Linked DNA regions of Mus musculus: regions 1 and 2 are each linked to region 3. Evidence: chromatin loops called from intact Hi-C (ENCODE). Cell type or tissue: heart. All regions are shown on one strand.

Region 1 (8,000 bases), 390 kb after region 3:
CTCTGGAGGACACTGACCAGAAGTGTAACTGTCAGCTGGGCATGGTGGCGCACACCTTTAATCCCACCACCCGGGAGGCAGAGGCAGGCGGATTTCTGAATTCAAGGCTAGCCTGGTCTACAGAGTGAGTTCCAGGACAGCCAGGGCTATACAGAGAAACCCTGTCTCAAAAAACAAAAAAAACAAAAAACAAAACAAAACAAAAACACAAAAAAAAAAACCCCAAAAAGAAGTGTAACTGTCATGCCTGAAAAGAATAAAAATATTCTATAGTGTGTGATACACACCCTTAAGCCTGGCACTTGGGAGTCAGAAGCAGGTGGAGCTTTGTGATTTCAAAGCCAGCATGAGATGACTGCATGGTATAAAGCAACAGTTATAAAACTTCTCAGTCCTACTGAGCCCTCAGAAGATTTCAAATTAAGAGACTGCTCTAGCATCAGCTTCAGGTGTTTCCTCAAAATATGTAGCCATTGTTGGACTATTTGGACTGTAGCTTCTAAGCAACTCTAGTATATGTTTTATCAGTTCTGTTCTTTTATAGAACCCTGAATAACAAATGTGGGAAGTGGGGAAATAATAGGTCTCTCCTTCATGATCCTGGATGCAAGGAGAAAAGAACAAGGAGACAGGTAAAACTGTTTTGAGGATTTAATGGCAGGGTTGGGATAGGAAAATTCTAGCTGCTGTGCTTGCCTTCCTTTGGTAAGGAGGCTGCCCATAGGTGGGATGAGGTTGACCATGGAGTATGGAATTGGTCAGGGGACATCTAGAGCCCCCAAAATATTGCTAGGCAGCATGAGGTCTCTTCCATCTGGTGAGGAGGAATGTCTAGTAGCACTGAGGCTAGTGTGGCCATGGGCAGGTCCTCTCACATAGGTGTCCTTGACCACTTCCTTCAAGTTTTGAGGAGCTTGCCCATAGCCTCTGGGAAGTCTGGTTTGGTCATTGTCCCTTTGAGGCCTAAGGCTCCTCCCCATTGTTCCTAACTCCTTAAGGAGTCCAGGGGCAGACTGATAGGCATTCTTTCTGCAGCGGCTGGAAGGGAGGTGATTCAGGTCTTGTGGAAAGATGGGTGGCTCAGATAGGGCCAGTGGTGGCCCTGAAACCCTACAATGAGTTTTAAATGCCTGGTATTTGAGGAATGTAGCTGGGTTTACTGGTGGTGGCAGTGGCAGCAGCATAGGACAAAATGGCGGTCCAAGCCCAGGAACTAGAATGTGTATCTAAGGCCTATGGTCCCAAAGTCCTTCCAATATGGGGTCAATAGTCCTAATATAGGGTTAGATGGTGAAAAGGGAAGATGCAGAAAGGGTGGCCAGAAGAGGCAGAGTATAGATGGTGTAACTTCCAGGGCTCAGAGCTTGTGAGGGTTCACCCACTTGTAGGTACCCTCGTACTGGAAGCCCACTCTCTTCATCAGCTCATCTGCCTCTGTGGGGCCGCGGCTGGGAGGTAAAGGAGAGACATGAGTGACCTTTATCCTTGGTATTCCCACTGCCCTGCTTCATTTGGCTTGGCCCTCTTAGCTCCCATCCTTCCCTTACCTGCCATATACATAGGGGATGGGCTGGGGCTTTTCTCGATCAATCTTGTGCAGCAGTGGTGTGAAGATACGCCAGGCTTCCCTGAGTTCATCACTGAAGGGATACAGTGTAGGATGGAGTGGAGGCACACAGGGACAGAGGGAGAAAACCATCCCTCTTGCCTGTGTTAGGCTGGGGGTCCCTCACCTCCGGACAAAGTGCATCTGGCTCCCACAGAAGACATCCAGGATGAGGCGTTCATAGGCATCAGGGAGCTTCACATTCTGCAGGTTTGGGAAAGGGGGATGTTGCTGATACTACTGTACTCAGCCACCCAGGGCCTCCCTTAGGGCTTTGCCCAGATGGTCCTCCCTGTTGAACCTTGTATCTGTTGCCATAAGTTAGATCCAGCTCCGACTCCTCAGGGTTAAAGAACATGCCAGGCTTCTTGGTCATCATCTTGGTGTATACTGCCTCATTGGGCTGCACACGGATGACCAGCTCATTACGCTTGCACTGTTGGTGGAAGATGTCACCTGCCACGTCTCGGAACTGCAGTCTCACTTCAGCTTTGCGTTCATTCAGGGCTTTGCCACAGCGCAGGATGAAGGGTACCCCTAGAGAGCAGGGATGACCTCAGGGACTGGCTTTCCTATCTTGTGCTGTGTGTATATGAGAGAGAGCTCCTGTGTCTGTGTATATGTGTGAATGTGTACACGTGGAATAAGTAATGACTAGGGTCGTTTCCCACTTGTGGTAGCCCTCCTTCTCCAGCATCCCTTACTACTGAATACCATGTATTCATACCATGATCATAACAAGAAGTGTCTCTTTGTGGGCACATTTAACCCTGCCTTGCTGGAACCTAGAAATTTCACCTACCGTCCCACCGTTCATTCTCCACATAGAGGACAGCTGCTGCAAAAGTGGCAGTGGTGGACCCATGGGGTACTGTGGGGTCATCTAAGTATCCATTGGCAGCTTCTCCTTCTCCATTGGGGTTCCCCACATATTGGCCAAGGACCACGTTGTCAGTTTCCACCTCTGAGATACACTTCAACACTTTGACCTGGGAGAGAACCAATGCAGGTAACAGGGAGGATGTAGGACAAGAGCCCAGTGCCTTGTCATAGAATTACTTGTTATGGGGCATGGCTGCTGGGGACCTGGTGGACATGCCTCCACCTACCTTCTCATCACGGACATCATCTGAACCTGTAGTGGCAGGCTTTTCCATGGCCACCAGACACAACATCTGCAGGAGGTGGTTCTGCATAACATCCCTAGTAGCAGAAGAGGCAGATGCTCTAGTCAAGTGCCATTTCCAGGGTGAGGCCAAGGGGATAACTAAGTTCTAGTTGCCCTAGGATTACCAAACAAGGCTTCCTAGTGACAAACTGGAAAACCTTGGTTCCTTACCCCTAGTGTCTTCCCAGTATCCTAAGACAAGTTAGTAGATACTAATCCTAACCCTTTGGGGTTTGGCTAGATGGGAGTTATACCCTTCATGGCTACCCCCAACAGGTCACTTGAACACTAGCCCTCATAGTGTGAAGATGAGCTGAGTTGGGGTAGGATATGGGTTCTTACCTGATGATCCCAAATTCATCAAAATAGCCCCCACGACCCTCAGTACCAAAGGGCTCTTTAAATGTGAGGATCACACAAGCAATGTTGTCTCGATTCCAGATGGGGCCAAAGATCCTGTTGGCAAACCTGTGGGAGGTTCGTTTAGAGGCTAGCATGAGAGACATTTTGGAAGGGTTCATGAATGGATGCTACATTTGGGATTCCACAGTATAGTGGCTGTATCTGAGCTAAGTACCAAGCTTAGTACCCTGGCCAGCATCTAGGAGGAATTTGACTTTGGGGCAGCAGGGCAGGTGGGGTTCCTTATGTTGCCACCCTTGCCCTGGTTCCCTTCCACCCCATCCCCTATGCACCTCAGCACCATGAGATTCTGGACCATCTCTTTGCCCAGGTAGTGGTCAATGCGGTAGATCTGGTCCTCACGGAAAAGAGAGGAGATGTGGTTCGACAGTTGATTGGAGCTCTGTAGGTCTCTCCCGAAGGGCTTCTCCACGATGATGCGGTTCCAGCCTCTGCTTGGAGCCCCCAATCATGTTATTTCCCAAACCTTTCCCAGGAATAGGCCTATGGCCATGTCATTCTGACCCTCACACCAGGGAGCAGGGCTTTCATCTATTGTATTCTCAGGTGACTCAGGGAAGCTCTGCTGGCTACTATTGATCCTTATCCTGAATAGACAGCATCTTAGAAGCTTCCCTGACAACATGGTAGGGACTGGAACAATTCCAGGGATTTTTCCACCTTGGTGCTAGGGTAGCATGACCTTGGGTGGCCTTGTTCCCCACCTCCCAATGCCAGACCCTTAGAGGGTCAGAAGTGGCCCAGCAGCCAACAGGAAAGAAGGACACAGCTTCCTTACTAGTTTTACTTTAATTAGTCTCATGTATCCAAGGTTGGCCAAGAACTTGTTATGTAGTTAAGAATGACCTTAAATTGCTGCTTCTCCTGTTTCCAGCTCCCAAGAGCTGAGATCACAGGTACTGTGCCATCATGTCTGGCTCCCCTCATTGGTTTTATGTTCTTGAAGTCTTATTGTGTTTCTCAGGTTGTTCTGGAATTCCTGGGTTAAAGGGTACTCCTCCCTCATCCCTTCAGTAGCAGGGACTATCGTCATCGCCCAACGCAACTGACTTTAATTGAGTTTACTTATTTTTTAAACTAGCTTTTATTTGTTTTTTTGAGACATATTCTTACTATGAAGACTAGAATGACTTCAAATTCAGTACGTATGTAGCCCAGGCTGGCCTTGACAACATAATAATCCTCCTGCCTCCTGAGTACTGGAATCACAACTGTGTGTCACTACACCCAGCTAAATTTTTTTTTTTTTTGGTTTGAGACAGTCTCACTCTGTATTACAGGTTAGCCTTGAACTCCAAGCAATCCTCTTGCTTCAATCTCCATCATACTGAAATTATTTATGTGTCACCTTGCCCAGATTTCCATAGATTTTAAAAGACCAGGTTTCTTTCTTTGACACTCAGAGTGCTAAACTTGTTTTCTAAATTCAGGAGGAAGAGAAAGATGGTTTGCAGTCAGCAGTGCTCTCTTATGAAACAACACTGCCACCTTGTGGATCTGCTGAGGATTGGGGGTGGGGGAAGGAATTCTCACAATGAGCATCTGTTCTGTGGAGCAACACTGTCATCTTATGGTCCTGGTGGGAAATGTTGCAAGGGGCCACTATTTTGTAGTGAGAGCCTTGGAAGGTAGAAGCTGCCCAGTGTGTGTGTATAGCCTGTTCCTTTTTTTTTGGGGGGGGGGGTATGCTATTCCATATGGACAACACACTAGGGGCATTCATCTTTTCAACTTGCATAGACTGGCTTGACCTGGGGGCTATTTAGAGTAGCAGAAACAGGAACAAACAGACAGGAGTGAAGAAAGACAGGTCTTACGTCTGACTCATGCAGGTCTCTTGAATGTTCTTGGTGACTGCTTCATAGACTGTGGGGGGCAAGGCCAGGTAGAATAGACGGTTGGCCTGCATCCCCTGGTGCAGGGCATTCATGTGGCTGTTGAGGTGCTTATAGGAGGCTGCATCATCATACTGGCCAGCTACATAGGAATTACGGGCAAAGAACTCCTCCAGCTTAGGTCTTTCTTCTGGAGTGGCCTGGGGATACACAGATGAATGTCAACTTCTACTTTTCTCAAGAGTCTACAGTTGTTCTGCCCTAAAGGAATAGAAGATCTCTTTCTCTCTCTGTGCCTACCCCCCTCACTCTCTCAACAATTTCTTGTTCCACAGGTAAGGCGGGTTTTCCTTGAGTCCCTGTCATTGCTCTACAAGCACAGGAGTTTACTTTATCATGGTAACTTTGTGTACCCACAGGCAGAGGGCTAAGGCACATAGCAGGAATATATGCAGGTGGGGCAAATCACTGGCACATTTTTATGTATCCTTGGGGCCCTCATACCTAGAGTAGAAACTGGATTTCAGGAAAGTCTAACCTGAGAAAAAAGAATGATGGAGAAGGTTGTCTCTTCAAAATTACTACAGTAAACTATAGGTGGTGAGAAAATGTCAACATAGTGCAATTACTGTAGAAAAGAGGTACTTGGAAGGGTCCTTTCATCCAGCTACTGGCATGATCCAGTGTGGTACCAGAGCATAGCAGGATGAAGCCAGAGTGGAGCTAGGAGACAGATATGAGGTTGAAGGGACCTTCTTCCTGTCTTTGTTCAAAGGTCAGGAAGAATGTGGCACAATTAAGTAGACACAACTTTTGTGTGGTTGGCAAGGGAAAGCAAGGATGTGAGGTGTCAGAGATTGAGTGTTCTGGGTGGCCCTGCCTGTTAATAAGTCAAATGAGAAAGGAGGGAACTATTGCTTATGATGGAAATGGGGACATGTCTTCTCAAGGGATGCCTGGAGCTAGTCTTGCTGTGGAGTAGAAGAAAGGGCAGCACAAGGCTCCAGGATCCAATGTCACACTCACTTTAAAGAAGGGCTCACTCTGCTTTCGGATGTCGTCCACTGTGAGTCGTGAGCGGGCATAGCCCACAATGAAGGTATCTTCAGGTAGAAGGCCATCCCGGAACAGCCACCTGAGGGTACAATACAGCTGTTTTCAGACTGGCTAGGGAAGGCCAAGGCCTGTACCTGGTAGAGAGTATTTTGGGGGGTAGTGTAGAAATATTACCTACCAGATGGTAGGATAGATCTTCTTCTTGGCCAGGTCACCCTGCAGAAGAAGAAACATGTCAGAAAGAGCTGACACGACCTAGATCATTCCCCACCAGTGGTGATCTTAGTCCTCATTTGGGGTTACCACTCAGCTAGAAATATATCTACTATGCCCTCCCCATATATATCAGAGGATCTCTGAGACTTAAGCCTCTACCAGCCTTGTACCAATACAGATGAGTAGATGACACTGCTGGGTTCAAGATGAAACCCTAGACATCGAATTCATTAGAGCTTAAGGATGATAAAGGCAGCACATAAAAGAAAGACAAAACCTGTGAGGTAAGGCCTCAGATGTCACCGGAGCTAGAAGGCAATGAGATGGTCATTCAATTTGGAAAGTTAGAAAAATAATGGCAGGAAAAGTTTGATGATGCAGAATGAAGTCTTGTCTCTGTAACAAAGGCCAGATTTGGTGGTAATATATTCTCCCAATATTGAGGGAGATACTGTTTCAAAATCACCTCTTCTAAATCAGAATTAAAAAAAAAATAAGGTAGCAGTGAAAAAATTCAATGGAAAAATTGGGCTGGAGAAGATGCTCAGTGATTTTGGAGTAGGCAAGGGTTCTGATTTCCACCCCCACCCTACAAAAACAAACAGAGTAGAAAACTAACAAAAGAGCGCTAGAGGAGAGCTGTGAATTGCTATTTTCTTGATATGACAGGGCTGTGGTACACATGAAGCCACAGTAGCTGTAGTTGCCTGCATGAGATCAAGTTGGCCAGCATGCTGAGTGTGTGTAGTTCACAAGCTGCTACCCCTAGCTAAGGATCTGTTGGAAGATCCACTTCCCATCAGTGGCTGCTAGGGAATATAATTTTTCTTCATGGCCCCTTGGTAATTGCTCAAGGAGTGGATGATGGTTCCATGCTCATGAGAATGTAGGAAGCAATTATTGTACTTAATGGGTTATAACAAAAATAAAAATTGGGTGGGGGATCGGGGAGGTTGTCCAGAGGGGTTGAGAGAGAGAGAATGGAGGGTAGATATGCTTTAAATGCATTGTATACATGTATGAAATTCTCAAAGAATAAATTAAGAGCTATTAAAAAAAACAAGCCAAAATAAAACCAACTTCCCCAAACATCAAACCAAACTAAACAACCAAAACAAGAAAGAAAAGCTGGGCTTCGTGGCACAGGTCTATAATCCCAGTACTTGGGTAGTTGGAGCAGGAGGATCTGGACTTCAAAGTCAGCCTTAGGTATACACCATAAGACCCTTTCCCTATCTCAAACACTACCACCACCACCAAAATCCAAAACAAAACCCAACCCAGCCTAACAAAACCCTAACAAGTTAGAATGAGACAGAGAATTTTGTTTATTTTTTTCAAGATAGAGTTTCTCTGTATAGTCCTGGCTGTCTTCAAATTCATCCTGTAGACAAGGTTGAGCTTAAACTCACAGATATCCACCTGCCTCTGCTTCCGGAGTGCTGGGATTAAATGTGTGTGCCACTACAGCCTAGCTGAGACACAGAATTAAAAATTTTTTTAATTTTATTTTTTTAAGACAGGGCCTTGCCATGTAACCAATGTTGGTACCGTCCACCCTCCATCCCCAAGTCTGGTTTTCTTTGTGTAGCTCTGGTTATCCTGGAAGTTCTGTAGACCAGGCTAGCCTCAAACTCAAGAGAGCTCTACCTGCCTCTGTCTTCCAGTGCTGGGAATAAAGGCCCAGGTTGGTCTT
Region 2 (8,000 bases), 63 kb after region 3:
CTACCCAACTAAAAAGATTGTTTCTGTTAGCCACATGGCTTGCTGCACAGATGTTACCAGAGCAGGTGATTAAAATGAGATATTCTGCCACACTTCCTGGAATTCTCTAGTCTAGGCTGCGCTTAAAAACACTGGCTACTAGAAATGTCATTGTCCATCAGTCTATGCTTCCCAGAAGTAGTTCACTGGTGGTAAACTGCTCTTAGCCAATTAAAACATTCCCCACCGAGTGACCTGTTTTTGTGGAACTCCCATCAGAGGGAGTGGGGAGCTCTGTCACTTTTGGCATCCCCTTCCTCCTAGTGGGCTGCCTTAATATGAGGGAAGGTGACTAGTCTTATTGAAACTTAATATGCCATGCTACATTGATATGCCTGGGAGGCCTGCCTTTTCTAAAGGGAAAAGGATGAGTGGATGGGGAAGGAGAAGGGAGGAGTGAGGGACTGAGAGGAGAGGAGGAAGTGGAAAATACAGTTGGGATGCAATATATGAGAATAATGAATAAAAAAAAAGATTCTCACTGACAATTACCTTTAGAAAAGATAACAGGTTCCAGGATATATCATTTACCATGCAAACAAACTAACACGTTTACCTCTGCTGCTCTTTATTTTAGGTTTAAAAAAAAAAAAAACTTCTCAGGAGTTCATGGGTGGAGTTGGGGCACTGGAACAAGGGTTTAGCTGATTTCTCCTTAAACTCCATAGCTTTGCCTCCCTATCCCCAATAGATTAGGCTTCATAGAAGCAGATCAGGTAGAGTGAACCACTCTATCTGGAAAATACACAGATTGCAAAAACATATCATAACCTTCCAAAATCTTTGTGGTCTATGTGTAGTCTTTGTGGTCATATGTACCTCAGGAGTCAAACAGCACAAAAAACAGAGTAGAAGGCTAAGGATGTGGAGTGATTGCCTAGCATGCATGAGGTCCTGGGTTTGACCACCAGTATAACAATAACAAAAAAAAAAAAGGAAAAAAATAATCCTTAGAGTACAATGGACAACATGATGCTTTCTTCTTCAGTGAAATAGTGACCTGTTACTGTAGCTTTAAAGTACTCAAGACACATTCTCATGGAAAGAAAATAGGCATATGTGATAGATCAATACTAGCAAGAAAGCCATACAGTTTCTTCAAATTCTTAGGACACACTAGCTTCAGATGTCACCAGGCACTTTGAAAGGAAACTGTGTTCTAGAAGTTGCTTACGATGTTTAAAGAGCTATGGGTACAACAAATAGATAACCAGAGGGGCACCTGAGGAAGCAAACCTGTTGTAAGAATATAAAAACAAAGTAAAGGTTCCAACTCTGAGCTCAGGCTCAGATGTACAAACCTTGGAATTTTTTGACAAGCAAGACTTGGGTGTGTTTGTGAAAGTGAATGCACTCTGTCGGCCATGTGTATTAACTCATTTTAGATCATTTGTACTTTTACAGTGTTTGGACTCTTTAAGGTTCTGACATATCCAGGTAAGAAAATAAAAGCAAGTGTTTCCTAGGCTTTCTGAGTATGACTTGAATTTGAAGTTAAAAACAAACGAAAAACCAAAAGTCTGTAAATATATTTTTCCAAATCCTTGGTGGAAACTCCCCAAGGACCTAACAATCCAAATTTTATCTTTTTATAGAGATTCGACATATTTCAAAGAACCTAAGATATCAGTTTAATCATGTTATTAATTGAAATTGCTGAGATTCACATAATTCCAACCACAAACCCAAAATTCTCCTCTACAGTAATAATTACCTATTAGTGAAATTTTACTACCCAGGCCCAAATTGGTTTCATTTATGTAGTATAACAAAATATCTAGAACTTGTCCTACAACATCTCAGTCACTTAGCACTATAAATTAGTCCATTCTGTTTCATGATCGTCATCAACCACCCTGTATTTGAGCCTACTGCCTCACTGTAATGATTCCAAACAGTGGAGTCAACATGCAAATGACTCAACAGAGCCCATTTGTGTTCCTGGAAAATTAACCAAGAGTACATATCTGCCTGACTATGAGTCAGGAATATCAAATTTGTGGTGGAGCCCATTTTTGTTTTGATCAACCTATACCCGAACATACAAGGAACCAGCATAGAGGTATCCCCTAACAAGCTTTGCCCTTCAGGGGTCCATACTGAACAATGTCATACCAGGGTCTCTCTTGTGAGAGGGAATCTTTTTTAGACTCCATGATGACTTTAAACCTTTAGTGCAAAACCTCAGAAACATTGCCACTGCCACATAAAAGTCACCTGTGTTTTATTTTCAGTGATTCAGCCATAACCAAACTAAAAAGAGAATGAACTTTCAAAGATAAGTGACAGGAGTCACAGCGATGCGATGATCTCGCCCCATTTGGTACTGGCGATCCTGAGCGCTCCAGGACGAAGAGAGCCCGTTACATACAACGTCCCATTCCACTTATGTAACTGGATGATCGCTGGCGAAGGGAGGGGAGGGAGGGTGGGAAGACGCTCATATTCCGAAGCCACAGCACAGCATCCCCAAAGAACCAGAGCACCCTGCGGGCATGGTCTCACGGAAGAGCTTCGAGTGCTGAGGAACGCACAGTCCCTTGCCCACGGTTCCTGATGAGAACTACAACCATCTCTTTATGATGAGTTGTGGGACCTAGGAACATAATGTCTAGTCCTTTTTGTGGGTGGACAATAACCCTCAACTTGTTCCTGCCAAGTGGGGAATGGAGCTGATGGACCGACTCGCTTGCAGTGGGGGCAAAAAGTCACGGAATGGGAGAGGAGGAGGAGGGAGCAAAACCCAGAGATGGGGGTAAGAGCTCAGGAGCCCTTGTGGCGCACTCTCCCAACGGGAGATGGACTGCGCACGCGCGCCAGTCTGTGTGTGTGAGGGGGGAGCAAGTAACGGGAGTGGGGGCGCGCGAGGGAGAAGGGGACAGCGCGATCCAGGGAGAGGCCGGGACCGCGGGCGCGCGACAGTGCCGAGGCCCAAAGCCCCAAGAAGGGCAGGAGCGCGCGCAGCCCCAACTGGCGAAGCCCAGACGACAAGGGCGCTTGCACAGCTGGGGCCTAGGATGCGCACAGATGGGGCGGGCAGCGGGAGGGCGTCATTCGAAGGTGGCTCCAGGGAGATCGCGCTGAGAACCGTCGCTCGCGATTGCGGGAGACGAGTGGAGAAAGCCACCACCGGCGGCAGAGGGAGGGGGAGGGTAGAGAGGAGGGACGCCATCCGCCAGCCGTGTCGCCCGACCCCGCGGGCCCCTCCCGCGCCACGTCCCGCCCCTACCCGCCCCCCAGCAAGGGTCCCCGCCCGCGGCCTTGGCGGTCCCACTCACAGTCTCTCCTCCTCGCCTCCTCCTCCTCCTCCGCTCGGCGCGGCGGCGGCGGCGGCGGTGGCGGCAGCGGCGGCCATTTTCCGGACGGGTTTTACCACAGCCCTCTCTCCGAGAGGAGGGAGCGCGCGCGCAACCGATGCCGGGACCCCGCACGGCAGACGTCGCGCCCCGCCCTCCCGACCAGCCTGTGTGCTGCTGCACCTGCGCGCCCGCGCCCCACCCCTTGCTCTTTGTCGAGATTACCCTTCATTGGTTGTGGAGCCCAGGCTGGGGCGGAGCCTTAGCGGTGACGCCCTCAATTGGCAGGAGTTCCTGTCTGTTTAGGCAGGGAAAAGAGGCGGACCCCATTCAGCTGCGGATTGGTGGAGTTCTACTGTCACTTGGAAAAAAGAGGCGGCTAGGGCACAGAGGGGCTGGTTTTGTGGGCAGCATTTGAATGTTGAGGATTAACTGGGCCCTTGTGGACTCTGGCGCTTAAGGAAGTCTAGGCTCTTGGCGCCTATTAGAGCCTCCCTGCTGAGTAGTTCACCATTGTGATAAGCATTTGACTTCACCAGCATTTCTTTATTATCATTTTCTGTAGAAGTAGCAAAGTTGCCTGTTGAGGAGCCTGGCGTTGTTCCAAGCCAAGGGACTTGTTTTAAAGGGTCTACTGATTGTATTATTACACTAAATTAGCAGATGTCGCACTCTTAAGGCTGACAGTAAAATCAACATATCAAACCTTGGTCTTTGCAGACGTTTATAATGGGCAGATGGTGTGTGCCAAGCCCATAAGAGATCGGTCTGTCATTGTTGAATCAGATGGTTTGATGGAAGTACGTATAAAAGGGAGTGAGGCCAGAGGGAGCATTGTCAAAGCAGCCTTACCCTGATACCAGTCAGCATCCAATGCTCTTTGTGCTAAACAAATGCTCAACAAGAGACTTTCTTTCTTTGTTTGTTTTTTAAACACTATGCAACAAGAGACTTTCTGATTCAAATTTGGCTCCCCTCTCTATTCATTTATTTGCTAGGCACTGTTTTAGTACTGAACAAGGAGACAAACTAGACTCCTGGTAAGGAAGAGTCATACTAAACATACAAGAAAGTAGAACTTAAAATTTTGCACAGAGATAAAGACTTTGAAATAGATAGGGCAAGGACAAAAGAAGTGCTATTATGATACCCTCTAGCTTTTGCCCTCATGTCGTCTCCCAATATGGGTAATTGGGGAAAACATTCTAGGCAAGTTTAAACACTCTAAGGAAGGACTATGCCTGCCTTACTAAGGAGGCCAGTGTGACTGGAGAGAGACCTAGGCCACCAAAAGAACTAGGAGATTATTTTGAGATGAGAAGCCCTTGATAAATATTTGAGTCACTAGCTGTCACCATAAAACCTATGTTGCCAGTGAAGAATGAAGAACTGGCTGGTCCAGAGGTCCTGGCAGCAGTTGAAGAAAGATAGATGATGAAGGCTTTAACCAGGACAGTAGCAGTTGAAATCTGATAAGTTGTGATAGTTAAGATTTATGTTAAAAATTGAGCCAAAAGTATTGGATATCAGATGGAAAGAAAGAAAAAAAATAAGGATGATGGCTGACTTTGGGACAGGATCACCTAAGTGAATATCTTACTACAGTGGGGGAAATCTAGAGGATTTCCCATATGGCCATTCTAAACCATTTGTAATTCTAGTCTCAGGGAATCCTGTGCCCTCTTCTGACCACAGTGAGCACCAGGCAAAACACTTATACACATAAAATACTAAGATAGAAATGTAAAAAACAAGTGGGTAAGAGTGGTAGTGTGTGTGTGTGTGTGTGTGTGTGTGTGTGTGTATGTTGGGGTGTGAGAATACAGGTATTTGCATATACAGAGAATAGGATCTGAACTTGGGTCCTCTGCAAGAGCAACAAGCCATCTCTCCAGCCACACCTTCAGGCTGAGTTTTATTCCACGAATGCAAGGATGGTTTAAAATTAGAAATCAATTATAATTTTAAGAACAGATCATGTGAGTATCCCAATACATGCAGGAAAAAGCATTTAATAAAATTCAATACCTACATATGATTTTAAAAACACCTTAAAGAACTATAATTAGAATGTCCTTAATCTGATCAAAATGTCTATAAAGCTGTAGAGGAAACATGATATTTAATTGAGAACAAAGCAAGAAACAGCAAGATCTACAGTGCAATATCATTCACAAAAATAAAGTACATCATTTTCCTACCTTGTGAAATTTTGGGAAGAAAATCTTAAGTTCCTTAAATTAGATAAAAGAGATTTAAATGACATATTTTATACTTGCACTAAAAAAAAAAAATAGAAAAAAAGGCATATTGTACCAAAAGTATTTTAGCAGTAGAATTAAAAGGAGCCATTTAAAAAATGAGAGTGTAGCATTTAAAAATAATATTCCTTTAAAATGGGGAGATAGAGTCTGAGGATAAAACGTAATGGTAGAGCACTTGCCTACCACTCATAAAGCCCTGGATTCAATCCCCAACATAAAAAGTGGGGCAATTACAACCAGGAAAGTATACTACATGTATATATCTCAACAAACTGAAGAATTTTAGCAATATGGAAAATAGAACACACACATCCACTCTATCCAAAAATCTGTGGGAGTGGTGGGACATTTTTTTTTAATTCCAAAATGACAAAGAAAAATGAGAAAGATGACACAGTTCAAAATACTGAAGGCACATCCCATATGATGCTACACAAGTATAAACACAATTTGACTTGAGGATACTTATGTAATATCTCCCAAAACCATTCATCCATCATACACACCAATCAAGTGTCCCAGAAGCTGTAAGTGTTGCTCAATGGTAAAGTGTTTGCCTAGCATGTACAAAGCCCTGGGATAACCCGTAGCATTACATACACCTGTCATGGTGGTGCACAATTATAAGGCCAGTACACAGGAAGTAAAAGGCAAGAACATCAGAAATTCAAAGTCATCCTTGGCTACATTATGAATTCAAAGCCAGCCTAGGCTACATGAGATGCTGTCTCATAAACAAAACAAAACCCAATCTCTTTCATACAGGAAAACATTTATATTCATAAAATAAAAATAAATACACATTTAAAGGTAAAATAGAAAAAGACAATAAATTATGCTTGCATGTACATGCTCTCAAAGCTTTCCTTTTTTACTCTTAAAACTACTCAAAAAAAGTACCATGGCTGGCACGATGGACAGTGTAAAGGCTCCTGCTGCTAAGCCTGATGACCTAAGTCCAAGTCCCAGTACCTAAAACTGACTCCCATAAATTGTCCTGTGACCTTTATTCACATACTTGCTATGGCTCATTCTTTCCTTCTCCCCAATCCAAATGGATGGACAGGCAGACAGACAGACAAAATTTTGCAATGAAAGAAAAGTGCCTAAGATTAAAAGGAAATAAAGAAACTTTGGTGAAAGTTCTGTTGGCAAAATGCTTGATGGTGCAAGCATGAGAACCTGATTTCAAGCCGGGCGGTGGTGGCGCACAACTTTAATCCCAGCACTTAGGAGGCAGAGGCAGGTGGGTTTCTGAGTTTGAGGCCAGCCTGGTCTACAGAGTGAGTTCCAGGATAGCCAGGGCTACACAGAGAAACCCTGTCTCAAAAAACAAAACAAACAAATAAACAAACAAAAAGAGAGAATCTGATTTCAATCTTCAAAACTTTTTTTTTTTTTTAAATCTGAACATGGAGCCATGTGTTTGGAATTTTGTAATTCCAGTACTGGGGAGTCAGAAACAAGCAGAATCCTGAGGCTAGCTGACTAGCCTAACCCAGCCTACTTGGTGAGTTTCATGCAAGTGATAGGCCCAATCTCTTTAAATCACCTTTAAATATGATGGATGTGGAGGGCATGAAGTCTCTGTGCTCATAGACAAGGAATATAGAAACCAGGGATGTGAAGCATGCAGGCAGGCTTGTCTCTTCAACAGAAGGGATGTATATGCCTCTTTTCCACCCAGAAGGCTGGGAGTGGATTTTGTTAATAGCCTGGTGGTCTGCGCCACCTGTGTGGTCAGGTCACACCCAAATCCCCCCTCCCCCAGTTTATATCAGACTCTCCCTCCCTAGACCTTCATCCGCAGTTTTGTTCTCAGTCAGTAGACTGAGATGTCAACAAGTATTTTATAGCCTGGTGACCTCAACACTATCTGCATGACAGAAACCACACCAGATCCTAGGGCCCTAAGCTGTAGAATGCATCCTCACGGTAGAGGTCACCTAAACTTTGCAAAAGACTTTCCATGTAGTTAGGCCCAAATATTCATTTTCTACACAGAATTGAGAAAACTGTAACCAGGGAACTTTTCTTTCCCAAAATTGCACCATACTTAAATAAGTTTAAAATAAACCGCACAGGGTCAGACTAGAATTTTGAACCAACACTGGCTAAGACAGATTTCCTTTCTGCCCCTTGCAGTTCATTTCCCTGCAGTAGAGCTTACAGAGACCCCCATGATGGTTCCTGAGGTCCAACACTAGTGGTTGTCTCCTGTCTCCACATGTACATGTAGACATGCATCAATATCCACATATATACCTGCATACACACACACACCCCACAAGAGAGAGAGAGAGAGAGAGAGAGAGAGAGAGAGAGAGAGAGAGAGAATGAGAATGTAGAGAAGAATTATTTGAAAAATACGGTAGCTGGAAAAATATAGCTGAAAATATTT
Region 3 (8,000 bases):
CTTGGAGCTGCTACTTTAACAGCCTGCCTACTTCCTACTGCCTTTACTCAGCCCTGCTCTAAGTTCCACTGAAGGTTTGGTCCCCGGGGTATCTGGAATAGCCCCCTCTCTATCCCCAGTCCAAGGCAGAGGGGGAACCTGTCAAAGTTCTTTTTCCCCTTTGATGGGGATAGGACCCAGGGCCTTGCATGCAATAAGGTTCTACCACTGAGATTACATCCCTATCCTCAAGGTCTAGGTACAAACTAAAGATAGGTTCTTCCGTGCAAGGTAAAAGAAACTGCTTGGGACTCACCCACTTTTAAAGATGAGTCAGCAGCAGCAGTAGCAGGCTATTGTGGGGCAATGTAAAGGATCTGTACCATCCCACCCTCTGGGGCTGTACCCACTGGCTGCAGCTGCCCCTCCCTCCCTCCATGCTCCACCTTAGGAGGCTCACCAAATACTTGGTCTTTGCACCTTGTGTCCTCACAGCCCTCTGACCAGCAAGGGTCTCCAGTATTACCTAGAGGGGGGATAGACAACATCACTTTAGCAGGGAGAAATTGTGTGTAGAAGAGGCTTGTAGCATGGGCATGGATCAGGACTAGTGGGAAAGTAGTCCCGGAACAGGCAGGTACAGACCACCTCCCAGCAAGGGCAGCATTGTTATGGGATGCAAGCTTAAGCAAAAGGATGCAAATTATGACCACAATTTAGTGCAAGGGAAGAGGGAGGTGTATGAGGCAGGGTGATCCCTAAGGCCAAAGCTATGCTAGCTCCCCACTAGGCTCACCTCTGCCTTAGGCCTAGAATTCTCTAGGCTTTCCTGACTTTACTTACTGGTGCTTTTCCCTCCCCAAGCCAACAGAAGGGCTGGTGGCTCACCACCCCAAAGCTGAAGGTATCGGTGTCCACAGCCAGTCGGCCTGTCTTGATGTACTCCTCAGGCAAGTAGGCGAGGGTACCTCGAACTGTGGAAGTCCGGGCCACAGTACTGCTCTGGCTTGCTTTGGCCCCCGCAAAGCGGCTGAAACGAGCCAGGCCAAAGTCTCCCAGCTTGGGCATCAGTCTCTCATCCAGAAGCACGTTAGAACTTGGAAACAAACGGAAGAATGGCACCAGTTCAGGTCCTACTACCTTTCTGTTTTTCTGTCCCCTACACCCAAATGGTCCTGATAAACTGGACTAGAGGCGTACTGCTTATGGAAAGTGGCTGCATTGCATCCCAGCTGTCTGAGGGCCCGCAGTCCCTGAGCCCCTTCACATTGTTTGGCTTCTGCTCACCACCGTGGCTTTATTTGTATACTTGCACCATGCAGGGGTACTCATAGCCCTAAGTACTCTCAGCTCTGAGGTCCCAGGCAACACCTGTTCCCATATTCACAGGACTGGGCAGGAAGAATATCACAGGGACACTCAGAACAGAGCTGTTCATTGAGCAGAGGGTCACTGTCTCCCTGGCCATATGACTTTCTATAGCTCTTCTGAGCCCCTCCTCACCTCTTGATGTCTCCATGGATAAGGCTGGGGCTATCCTGATGTAAAAACTGAATAGCCCGGGCTGTGCCCAGAAGAATGTCCAGTCGTTGAGGCCAGGAAAGTGGGGAGCAGGCCTGGGTCTGGAGTGACAAAGACAGAAGCACAGAGGCAGCTCAGGGCAGCTGTTCTTTGACCCCCCCCCCCCAAATTCCCCTCACCTGTCACTGTGCGGCTTGGGGCAAGCTTTATTCTGAGCCTCTGGAGAATGAGGAGTAAGACTGTCTATGACCTAATTCACGAGCAAGTGGTAGCTAAAGCTATACCGAAGGTTTTGGCAAGCACTCTACAGCTGGGATACCAGCTAGGAACATTTCACAGGACTCAAGACAAAATGTGATGGGCTCAGCTCTACCTAACAGAAAGTGCTGGTGCCCTTCTCCCTCTCCTCTCTCAAAACAGTTTGAGAAGGAAGCTCTTATCCTGTATATGTGGTGGCTTGTGAGTATGACATTCAGGCATGGCTCAAGCTTGGGTTCAGTCTGACAGCCTGTCTCCACTGGTCCTCATTCCTCAAGAGCTATATGTGGACTAAATACTAAATCCTTTAGCTACTCTGCTTGCAAAGCCAATAACTCCCAATAGAGGAACAGTGGGGAGAGGACAGAGGAAAGAATTGTATGGAAAATCTTGGGCCAAGCTGAGTGTAATGTAACTCTAGCATAGAGCAGGCTGACGCAGAAGAATTGCCAGCTTGAGGCTAGCCTGAGCTGGGTAGTGAGGTATTGTCTCAAACAATCAAGCCAGTAAAAAGGAAGAAAGAAAACCCTGGGCCAAATCTTGAGTTTGAGGGGGAGCCAGAAGCCCAAGTCCTGCCTGACACAGGCTAAGGGGCTATGCCAATAAAGGTGCCAGATCAGCAAGGACTACCTGAAGGTGGAGCTGATCCTCCAAGGAGCCATTGGGCAAGAAGCCATAAACAAGGCAGTATAAGCCACTCTCTGCACAGTAGCCAGCAAAGTCTACGATATTTGGGTGACGAAACCTGTTATAAAGAGTGGAGTCTGAGTTCTTTAATTTTCTGGGTTCTACTACTTTTCATCAGGCCAGGCTAGGTAGGCAGCACTTGATGTTCCCTCACCCATGCCAGGCCAGGCCTTGAGGGCCCAAGGGAGCCAGATCTTGTGTTGTGCAGTCCTAAAGACTGATGAGGCCGTGGTGTGGCTCACCTTGTGCCCCTAGACAGGAGGGACCCCCAAGGCTCACCTTGATAGCTGTTCCACCTCTGTTAAGAAGCTCTGTTTCACCATAGTCCACTCTAGGTCAGCTTCCTGTAGCCCCAGGCATGGTGGGGTAAGAGGTAGGGAAAGTAGGTGACATGAGCCAAGCTTGCCAGTTGTTTCCAGGCCCAAATCTATGGAAGGCTTGGGGTCCTTGAAGGAATTGCTTGGGGAGGCTGGAGACTGCAGAAGTGAGGGGCTGATGGAGGGAGGAACTAGACAAATAAGGACTGATAGATTGTCTTCCAGGTGTCTACCCCAATGTTACACCTACCTCCTTCAGTCTCTTCACAGCATATGTAGTATTTCTCATGACTGCTCGGTACACACATCCAAAACCACCCTCTCCAATCCTGAGTTCTTCAGAGAAGTTGCAGGTGCCTTGGGAAATCTCACAGAAGGGCCAGCAAAACGGGGAGGGATGGGCTCTTTGGAGGCCAGACACTGGGCTCTCTGGGCTTGACTGCTGGAAGAGACCATGGACCAGGCGAGGACCCTATCTATTCCCTTTGGTCCAGGTTGAAAGCTCCCTTCAACACTAGTTGTCTCTCAGATGACCTGGCTGTGCTGATTTGGGCTCTGTGGTACACCAAAGGTTAAGTTTCTTCCTCTTTGTCTGGAAAATTCCCTGGGGGTTAAGAGACACCTACCTTGGTGGAGGAAGGGGCTGAAGATGGTAGTGGTGGCCCGAGGGAAACAGGGAGTGGAACCTGGAGGAGCTCTGACTCAGAATGGGTCTGGGAGCCTGGAAAAGCTTCATAAAGATGGCAGTGAGAGGCAGAGACCAGCAGCAGTCTACAGCCATGTCAGCAGTCATGGTGGCCTTTTCCTCAGGCATATCAAGCCCAACACCCGGGTTCTTTTTACCTGGGGAGAGGAAGGTGGAGGCAGAGGACTGCAATTTCCGGGGGCTCCAGTCCCCGGCCTCAGAGCCTGCAGAGATGCTGCTGGGCCTTGGGGCAGCGGTGCTTGGGGGCACAACGGGGGCAGGAGGGTGCCCTGGGATAACAAGGAAGGAAAGGAGGGTTGTGACTCAGAGCTCTCTATCTCTAAGTGAAGGGGTGGGGGGGGGGGAGTTCCCATATGGTTCCCTGTCTCAGGAAACTCTGTACCCGTCACCCCTCTTGGGTTCCCATCCCTAGGGTCCCTGGGGCTATGCTCGCTCACAGGCTGTGATGATGTCCCTCGCACGCAGCAGCTGCAGGTGCGTGAGGATGTGAACGAGGTCAGCTACGCGCGCGTTGCGGTTGATCCAGGGCCACAGAACACTGGCTGTGCGCTGCTCGGAGCGCTCGCACAGCCGCAGCTCTGTCTGGTCGCGCACGATCAAGGCCGCTGCGGGATGGGGAACATCAGGCTTCAGCTCCAGAAGCCTGAGTCCACCACCCCACGCCGGCCTGCCGTCACCCACCGAACTGGCACCAGTCGGCGGGCTCCAGGGCGTCCATCACTTTGTAGAAGCGGCACATAACCCAGGGTGGCACCTCGTACAAGAAGTGCTGGGCGCCTGGAACCACAGGCTCCCCGGGGCCCGGCCCCCCGGCCATGGCCGCCGCCGCCGCCCCCGGGCCGAGGCCTCTCGGGGCCTCGGCGGGCGCGGGCCTTAGCGGGCCGGGTCCGCGGACACTGACTCACTTCCCCTTCAGGCCGGCCTCGTGCGACACCCGGCCGGGCGGAAGAGGCGGCGCTCGACCCGCCGCCATCTTGCCCTCCGCGGCCTTCCGCCACACGGGGGCGTCCCGCGCCGCCCTTGACGCGGGGAAGGAGCTCTGCTACGTAGGAGGGAGTCCCTAATGGGAGAACCGAGGTCTGTGGTCCTACACAAACATCTGAATAGGGCTGAACAGGATGAAGAATGACTTCCAGTTCTAGAGACAAAGGGCACGATGTTTTTACACGATGTTCTACAAAGGCAGTTTATGCCAAGCCTGGTGAAAGTCACGGAGAGGCTACCCTCGCTTTAGTTGGGGAGCAGTTTGAGAGCCAGCCAAATTGTTGGTCAGTCAGGGTTAAATATGGGTAACAAAATGGCCCTCTGGCAGACTGTAGTCATTTGGTGATAAGGATGGATGCCCTGAGAATGGTCTGGAAGAGTGTATACCATGCTACTGCTTGTGTGCTAGATCTCCATGCCCCCACCACGCCCCCAGGAACCTTCCAGCAGCTGGGCCAGCAAGTGTTAGATCACAGAATCTGCCTGTGCAGGATTCTAATTAGCTTTCCAACTAACACATTTATGTCTCTTAACATACACATGGTGTTCGGCTCTAAATGTCCCTTTCCTTTTTCTGTCACACTTTTATCTTAGTTTGCACTTCTCTCCATAAGGATAGTAGGGTCTAGCAGCTTCTCCTACCCCTTTCTAGAGTAGTTGTTGGTGATACCACCTGTTGTGACCTTTAGCCACATGAATGAGTGTCTCTTGCCTATTCCTCTACTGTTCTCCATTCAGGGTTTTCTTTGGCCTTTTTGGTCACTATGACACACATCTCAGCGCACACTACTTTCTCATTATGCTCTCTGAAGTCCTCTTCATATGAGTGCACTACTCTTAGCATTAGCCATTGCCACTCACCTGCACAGACTGTATGGCTTGGATAGTGCTCCCTGCTCAGGTGGTCTTCCTCAAGTACAAATCACTAAAGCCCAGCTCTTTAAAAGAGCTGTTAGGAAGATGGCATAGCCAGCCTCTGTCCACCCACCTGAACTTATATACACCAACAGCCTTAAGCCAGATAGAACTCTTTAGATGTTGGGCTTGGTGGTACACCCCTTTAATTCCTGCACCCAGAAAACAAAGGCAAGTGAATCTCTGTGAATTTGAGGTTAGCATGGTTTAAGTTCCAGGTCAGCCAGGGATACAAAGTGCAACCCTACCTCAGATCAAGACCAAACCTGAAAAAAACAAACAAACAAAAAACAAAACAAACAAAAAACCCAAACCCTGTTTAGTAGGTGTCCTGAAAAGAACTTATTCTGTTCTGAAATTGAGTTTGCATATACACCCCTGCTGTAGCCATTCCTGATAAGATTGAACATAAACAGCTGTGGGGAAAACTTCCTAAACCCAGCTCCTCTCTTGAACACACCTTGAGCTTGCTGGAGTTCTGTACCTCTAAACTTTTCTCACTTCTCACTGCCCAGGGATGATCCACAGGCAGCAACTTGGTATTCCTTGTTTGGCCAGCTGAAAGCATGCTTGTAAAGCGGCAGCTTTCTTCTCCTGACCAGTTTCCCCAACAAACACTTTTTGTCATATCAATCCTAACTACAAAGGGTTCTCTCTCACTAGCCTGACCTCTAAGGAACTTATAGTATGTCTTCAGAAAGGTCTACACAAGATCCATGGCTGGCTCCCACTGGGGCCTCTTCTTTGAAGCCACAGTAATTGTGGCCACTCTCAAGATGAGGTCAAACTAGATGTGGTGGTGCATACCTGTAATCCCAGAACTCTAGAATCAGAGGTAGGAAGATAACTAAAATTTCAAGGGCAGCTTGGTTTACAATGCATAGTTCCAGGTCAGCCAGAGCTACACAGTGAGACCTTATTATAAAACAAAGCTTGGCATGGTGGCTCATATCTGTAATTCCAGCACTTGGGAGGCTGAGGCAGATCACCCTACATACTCAGTTCCAGGCCAGCCTAGAGTAGAAGTTGGACCCTGACTAAAACCAAAACAACCCAAGAGGTTAACCATATGCTGAGCTTCCAGTGGTTTCTCATGGGTCAGTCTATATTAAGATGTGCCAACTCCATTATCCAAAATTATCATGTGTATATATGTTAAACTCTATGGGCAGGGATTTGGTCCTTTTTATGGACGGGGGACTCTCAGTGTCTGGTACACACCTGGTACTCAGTGTATTCTCCATGTCTATAGGTTGAATCATCAATCCTTTCATGTAACATTTGAGGCCAGAACTTCAAGATAGCTTCTAGGTATGCTCACAATTATTTGTGACATGCCATTATCCTCTCCTCCAGGCCATATCAACCTATGGAGTAGGTGGCTGCAGAAGGCTCATATTCTTACAGGAAACCAGTGACACAAGGACTCCCTTTGGGCAGTTCCTCATAGTTGGGAGGAAAGTGTTAACACTATGGCACACCAGGACCTAGCAGCTGCCCCTGCCACACTGGTCAGGAGAGGGAAGCTATGCTCTAGGCACACTTGTGTCAGGCCTTCCTGTCGAATGCTGGTGTAGTATGCTTGAAAAATATTGACACAGAGCAAACTAAGGAGGATGCCAGTATATGAAATAGGCTTCCCTACCCTCCCACACCTATCCTGAGAGAGGCTACTGGGGTTCAGGGATAGCTGAATCAAACATATCATGCTGTCAGGTGAGCTGGAGGGGACTGGTGACTTATAATGAAAGCCCAGACCTTGAGTCACTTTCACAGAGAGATTTATCGAGAATGCTAACAGCACAGGATACAGTACTTCCCAACAAAAGGTGCAAACGCATCACTTAGAAAGGCATGCTGAGTATTCTTTGCTTTCACATGTATTAAAAAACTTACAAAAATAAAATGAAACCGCGTGCTGCCCATCTTTTCAAATAGTAAAAGAACCTTATGAAAAACCACTTGATTTTACAACAAAAGACACAAACGGACATTTTTATGTAAATTTATAAGGCAAACTCTTTATATAATAAATAGGTTACAGGGGTTCAGTGGGGTGTGTTTTTGAAACGTATACAGGTACATTCAGACAGGTTTACTGAAATGGTACAAATTTCCTTAATAAATTGCCTTTTGTTTTTAAATATATCAGTGCTTTCAGTCATTTGGCTATACACAAAGAACCTTTTGTTTTGAACACTACAAAAAAGCAATCAATATTTTGTTTTTAAAACGACCTACTTATTTTCTAAAGTAATTGTCCCAAAGCACAAAAACTGAAGGTGAATACGACAGAGGGCTTTTCAAGACCCCTCCAGCCCAGCTAGGTCTGTCCTGGATCTTTCTCTCTGCCTTGTCTGCCTGCTCCCAACCTTAGATGAGTTTTTGAGCTGGTGACAAACACAAGGTGGCTTGTCACTGGCTGCACTATTCTACAGATCTCACCCCCCCTGGCTGGCAGAGGGGAGTACAACATGGATTTTGGAGGGGGCATGTACCCTGTCTGGTTGTTCCAGCTAATAACTACTATAGCCAACTGGTCACTACAGGTAGAACTGTCCACATGAGGCTCCAAGGGAACACTGCTCTGTTCCTCTTACATTAGGCTGGAACAATCTGCAATGAGAATAACA

Evidence for each region. Peaks named below come from ENCODE experiments on the same cell type or tissue, not always from the same donor. Only the 100,000 strongest peaks of a DNase experiment are listed, where the experiment ranks them.
Region 1: a loop joins it to region 3, with 8 times the contacts of the local background. A loop is called at or near these places in 11 of 42 quality-filtered maps.
Region 2: a loop joins it to region 3, with 4 times the contacts of the local background. A loop is called at or near these places in 11 of 42 quality-filtered maps.

The regions. Positions count from the first base shown.
Region 1 is chrX:74,408,850-74,416,849 of GRCm38, forward strand. It overlaps G6pdx (glucose-6-phosphate dehydrogenase X-linked), which reads right to left. Exons shown (of 13, transcript NM_008062.3): 3 at 6,267-6,304; 4 at 6,059-6,167; 5 at 5,015-5,232; 6 at 3,470-3,628; 7 at 3,117-3,242; 8 at 2,716-2,809; 9 at 2,409-2,595; 10 at 1,908-2,143; 11 at 1,734-1,810; 12 at 1,548-1,640; 13 at 634-1,448. The coding sequence ends at 1,358. It also overlaps a transcript of Ikbkg not described here. Among named protein-coding and RNA genes, the nearest start is that of G6pdx, 16 kb to the right of the region's middle. In heart, a CTCF peak has its summit at 4,711 (motif pointing left); a DNase peak (open chromatin) is centred at 4,722.
Region 2 is chrX:74,082,193-74,090,192 of GRCm38, forward strand. It overlaps Mecp2 (methyl CpG binding protein 2), which reads right to left and starts at 3,498. Exons shown (of 4, transcript NM_010788.4): 1 at 3,318-3,498. In heart, no CTCF peak of the experiment used is centred here; DNase peaks (open chromatin) are centred at 2,429, 2,879 and 3,579; H3K4me3 peaks cover 2,285 bases; H3K27ac peaks cover 1,833 bases; H3K27me3 peaks cover 995 bases.
Region 3 is chrX:74,019,461-74,027,460 of GRCm38, forward strand. It overlaps Irak1 (interleukin-1 receptor-associated kinase 1), which reads right to left and starts at 4,461. Exons shown (of 15, transcript NM_001177973.1): 1 at 4,150-4,461; 2 at 3,906-4,073; 3 at 3,606-3,737; 4 at 3,389-3,492; 5 at 3,013-3,204; 6 at 2,725-2,789; 7 at 2,389-2,503; 8 at 1,483-1,601; 9 at 868-1,075; 10 at 440-505. The coding sequence starts at 4,285. Mecp2 (methyl CpG binding protein 2) reads right to left here. Exons shown (of 4, transcript NM_010788.4): 4 at 7,132-8,000. Mir5132 (microRNA 5132) reads right to left here and starts at 4,138; the gene lies at 4,068-4,138. It overlaps Mir718 (microRNA 718), which reads right to left and starts at 4,476; the gene lies at 4,389-4,476. In heart, a CTCF peak has its summit at 4,473 (motif pointing right); a DNase peak (open chromatin) is centred at 4,441; H3K4me3 peaks cover 1,753 bases; H3K27ac peaks cover 1,955 bases; H3K27me3 peaks cover 677 bases.